2 separate regions of the Mus musculus genome follow, and region 1 is linked to region 2. A link is a loop called in an ENCODE intact Hi-C map of the cell type or tissue named here. Cell type or tissue: heart. All regions are shown on one strand.

Region 1 (2,500 bases), 91 kb after region 2:
TGCTGAGACGCTCTAGGAGAGCACATGTCACTCTGCACCTTGGTATGAAAGCTGAGAAATACATCGCCAAGGGGAATGAAGAGGTACACGTGATAAAGTCCGAGCGAGGGGCCTGTACTGGGGGTTCTAGCGGTGGTGGTGGCAGTGGTGGTGGTGGTGGTGGTGGTATACAAGAGCATTCTTGTCTTTCAATATATAAAGCATTTTCTGAATCTTCACTCCAAACTAAATTAGGAAACCCTTGTCTGGTATTCAAACTTATCCTTACCACATTTTTTACAAAGAAAAGGAGACTGAGAGGGAAAGACAGGCTTCAAAAAGCAGAACTGCAGTTAAAGTTTTAAATGAAGGGAAACACTTTGAGCTATGTGTCCTCTGACTCTCAAATGAGTCTCCTCAGACTACCACTTAATGTGAGGTGCCCTAAAATGCCTCAGGGGATGTTTTGTTTCAAGATTAGCTCAATTTAATGTGGGGTCCCTGAGACCTGGTAACATTTCTTAAGCAGAAAATCTGTTAAAACAAAACGCAGTGGGGAGAAGAGGGAGCCACAGGTCAAGAGCACAAGAGGTGCCCAGGGGACCTGAAGCTTCCTGGCTGCCAGGGGAAGGGGGGGGGGGCGTGTTCACGTGGCCGGTGCGTGGACCTGTGCCACAACTGTTGTCTCCCCCACCCCCATAGGACACGCAGTGTGGCAGCCTGAGTACCCCAAACCCGTGCGCAGGACTAGGGTGCCGCTTACCTTGACTGCTGGGAGGAGGGTGCGAGGGGGGCTTGCAGAGATGCGAGGAGGCTGTGCAGAGATGCGCGGGGCTGAGCCAGAGATGGGCCGGGTTGAGCCTAAGTGCACCGGAATGAGCAGAGATGAGTGGTTGGCGCCTCTGGGCTGGACCGGCCTCGAGGCGAGGACGTGGGCTCAGGGAGGAGGAAGTGCTTTGAGCCCTGCCCACCCGGCGGCGCAGACTCTCGGCTTTGCACGGAGGTGCTAGCTAGCAAAGCCCTGGAGGAGAATAGACAGACACCAAGCCCCGCCTAAAGGGCTCCGCAAGTTTAGCAAGTTCGGGTTGTTTTTTCCAAACCCTGTCCACCCCTGGAAGAAAACACTTCCTGCCCTAAGGTCAGAGAAAGCCTTCTCTCATCTGTGTGGGTCTTGTGTTCTTTGTAAGAGTCTGAGACTAACGCCCAGATGCTAGTCTGAAGGGTTAGTGCTCAAGGGGTGCTCAGGACTAAAAGTCTCAGATTAGCTGAGAAACTCCCTACAAGAGAGTTCACCAGTCAGTAACACCTGCAGGCAGTTAGTTCCCAAGGAGATCTAAATATCAACCTACGTTGGTTACAATTTTGAGACTTGAGCGGAACAGATGTAAGTTCCCTTTTCTGCCCCACAAAACCGTCAAGCTCCCTGAGCATCTGCGCAGCCTCCACTTCCCCCAAGACTGCCTCCTTTCACTGTTTTAATAAAAGGACCCTCTGCTTCTGTTGAGGCCTGTCTTCCGTTTATTTTCACATCGTGTGGATCAATCCCAATCTATTAAGTTCCACAAAGGGTAAAGGGGCCAGCTTATTTTGCAACAGCCTTCTATGTCTTTACCTCAACCCTCGCTGCACTTCCTCAATCTGCCATTGTCTAAGACTTCCTGGACCAGCCCAGAAGGGGACGTTCCAGTTAGGGTGGACAGAGAAGTGGTGCAGTGTGATGGCCTTTGTGCCAGAGTAGATCTTTCCCTGGGTGGAGGTAAAGGAAGGGCTCAGCAGGTGTCTGTTCTCAGTGGAGACTACTCTGATGATGGGCTGTGGTCCCTCCAACATCTTTATTTTTTAAAGTCAGAGTGTAATTGTCACACTGGCTGTCCTCGAACTTACAATGTATATCAGGCTGGCTTCGAACATATAGAGATCCTCCTGCCTCTCATGTGCCACCAAGATCACTTTCTGGTTTTGTTCTTATGATTTTGTTTGTTCATAGCTTGTATATCACAAGATTGACTGGGACTCACTCTGAGAGAAAGTGTTTAGGGAGATCTGAAAATACAGCCACTAAAATCAATTATGATTTTAAATGATGATTGAGTTAATTTCTCTTCCTCTACACAGCTGTGTCTTTAAGGGTTCACTGTAAGGCAAAATGGTGGAGACATGAAGATATAAATTAGACATATAATTAATTTCAGATAGTTCCAGTACTCAATGGGAGACTATATATAGTTTGTCTAAGAAGAACATAAACAGCAGTAACAGAAAGGATTGCTGCTTTGCTGGATGGCACACCCTACTCCACAGAAAACAGCTAATACACTGCATAGTCAACATGCTGAGAAAGAATAAAAGGTGACGGTATAAAGTAATGGTTATGCTGATAGGGCTTCTATGTCAATTGGAGTTGTGGAAAAAGATCAACCTTATGACCAGCATTTGAGTCGGACCTAAATGAAAGGAGCCATCCAATGATGTTAGGAGTTTTACACAAGAATATCCTAGAAAGAAAGGTTGATACCTCTAA
Region 2 (2,500 bases):
ATAATTGTATTTCTCCCTTCTAAATGCTGAAATCCGTTATATATTTTATATGTCTGTTCCTCATTGGAAATCAGGTTGCCTCTCTATCATATAAGGGGCTTACCTAGTAGGCATTTTACGTTACAAAACTGGTGCTTATAAAATTAGTTTTATTTGTGCCAAAATTTAGTCCAGGTGTCATTTCTTTCAACAAGAATACAGAGTTTTGCAATGATCTATCGCTCTTTCCTAATGGTGGTTTCACATCCACTTGGGCACATCCTCTGCAGGCATGATGGCATTCAGAGTGTTTCTATCTGTCCTTAAGTGGCCATCAACAGTGTGTGTACAGGGGTTATATAGGCCCCCAGGAGTTTACAAGAGAACACTGATGTGGCAGACACAAAAAGATTGCAACTCTGTTTCTGGATTCTCTAGTCCCTGTAGCTTTTGTTTCTGTTTGGCTTTTACATATTCAGCTCTCTATCAGATGGGAACTTTGCCTGTATTATTTTTTTTGGAAGATCCCTGGTGCTTAGCACATGCCTGGCATGTAGTAGAACCTTAATCTGGGTGTCAAAATAATTTTTTAAATATATAAATAAGCATAGTATTTACTCTTATATCAGAAAAGTTGAAGTCATTGGGTCAGAGGCTGGTAACCAAACCTAGGATCTGAAATGTGTGTGATGTCAATTTTCATGGGCCATTGTAACTTCGATTACATTTTATTGTATAAAAAAATACCAACTAAAACAACTGTTTTTGTGTGTGTGTGTATGCACGTGCGTGTGTGTGCGTGTATGTGTTTGTGTTTCCTTAGAGCAGCCTTATGAAGCTCAGGTTGGCCTTGCTAGTCTGAGCATAAACTAGTGGCACTAAAGATCAGAGCTATCAGGAGATCTAGGAGGCTTCCATTGGCAGAAACGGGCTGAAGCCACAATCCCTCTCTACGGTGCTTCATAGAGCTTCCACTTGCATTGAGCAAACTCACTGACCTTTAGGAAAGTAGTTAATCGTCAAAGGTGATCTGAGCTTTTGAGCTATGCCTTTAATATGCTGGAATATGAGGGAGAGCATATGGTGTGGTTTCCCTGCAAGCTTTGTGCTTGTTGTGTCCCACATCGATCCTCTGCAAGACACATAGTCTGCAAGGGCTTTAGTTATTTCTAAATTTATTTATTTCTGTGTTTAAAAATGATAAAAATTGATATTTGGAGAGCTTCCTGTTTATTTCTTTATCCACTAGAATTTCTGAGTTTATATTGAGTCATTGAAGACAGCACTGTATTTTAAAGATACTACAGGAATAAAACAACAGAAAATGTAAAGGATTCCTGTCTGTGGTCTTTTCTAGCAACTGAGAAAAGTTGACCCTTTTAATTGGATTGCTTCCTTTACTGACTCGGAATTTGCATCAGCCTGGCCTGGAAGCCAGCTAGTTCCTTGATTGTCCCTCTTAGATTCCTCTTTCCTGACGACGCCAACCAGTATGCAGACTGTTGCTGTAGTTCTCCAGTTGCGCCAGGAGATGGCGGCAAACACTTTTGGATGGCTGCCCCACACTGTGTTGTTCCTCTCCTGGGCATATACCCAGAAGATGTTCCAACTGGTAATAAGGACACATGCTCCACTATGTTCAAAGCAGCCTTATCTATCTATTTATTTATTTAAATTTTTAATTAGGTATTTTCCTCATTTACATTTCCAATGCTATCCCAAAAGTCCCCCATTACCCCCCACCCCCCACTCCCCTACCCTCCCACTCCCCCTTTTTGGCCCTGGCATTCCCCTGTACTGGGGCATATAAAGTTTGCAAGTCCAATGTGCCTCTCTTTCCAGTGATGGCCGACTAGGCCATCTTTTGATACATATAGCAGCCTTATTTATAATAGCCAGAGCTGGAAAGAACCCAAATGTCCCTCAACAGAGGAATGGATCCAGAAAATGTGGTACATTTACACTTTGGAGTACTACTCAACTATTAAAAACAATGAATTTATGAAATTCTTGGGCAAATGGGTGTATCTGGAGGATATCATCCTGAGTGAGGTAACCCAATCACAAAAGAAGTCATTTGATATGCACTCACTGATACTTGTCATGATATTAGCCCAGAAACCTAGAATACCCAAGATACAATTTACAAAACACAAGAAAATCAAGAAGAAGGAAGACCAATGGGTGGATACTTCATTCCTCCCTAGAATAGGGAATAAAATGTCCATGGAAGGAATTGTAGAGACAAAGTTTGGAGCTAAGACGAAGGGATGGACCATCTAGAGACTGCCCCATAATCAGCCACCAAATGCAGACACTACTGCATATGCAAGCAAGATTTTGCTGAAAGGGCCCTGATATATCTCCTGTGAGGCTATGCCAGTGCCTAGCAAATACAGAAGTGGATGCTCTACAGGATGGAACACAGAGCCCCCAATGGAGGAGCTAGAGAAAGTACCCAAGGAGCTGAAGGGGTCTGCAACCCTATAGGTGGAACAACAACACGAACTAACCAGTACCC

Evidence for each region. Peaks named below come from ENCODE experiments on the same cell type or tissue, not always from the same donor. Only the 100,000 strongest peaks of a DNase experiment are listed, where the experiment ranks them.
Region 1: it touches region 2 in a loop (3-fold over the local background); 12 of 42 quality-filtered maps call a loop at or near these places.

The regions. Positions count from the first base shown.
Region 1 is chr2:22,772,764-22,775,263 of GRCm38, reverse strand. Apbb1ip (amyloid beta (A4) precursor protein-binding, family B, member 1 interacting protein) reads right to left here and starts at 937. Exons shown (of 14, transcript NM_019456.2): 1 at 743-937. In heart, a CTCF peak has its summit at 955; DNase peaks (open chromatin) are centred at 893 and 1,633; H3K4me3 peaks cover 1,113 bases; H3K27ac peaks cover 657 bases; H3K27me3 peaks cover 177 bases.
Region 2 is chr2:22,863,850-22,866,349 of GRCm38, reverse strand. All of the region lies in intron 10 of Apbb1ip (amyloid beta (A4) precursor protein-binding, family B, member 1 interacting protein), which reads right to left. Among named protein-coding and RNA genes, the nearest start is that of Gm52503, 28 kb to the left of the region's middle. In heart, a CTCF peak has its summit at 1,501 (motif pointing right); no DNase peak of the experiment used is centred here.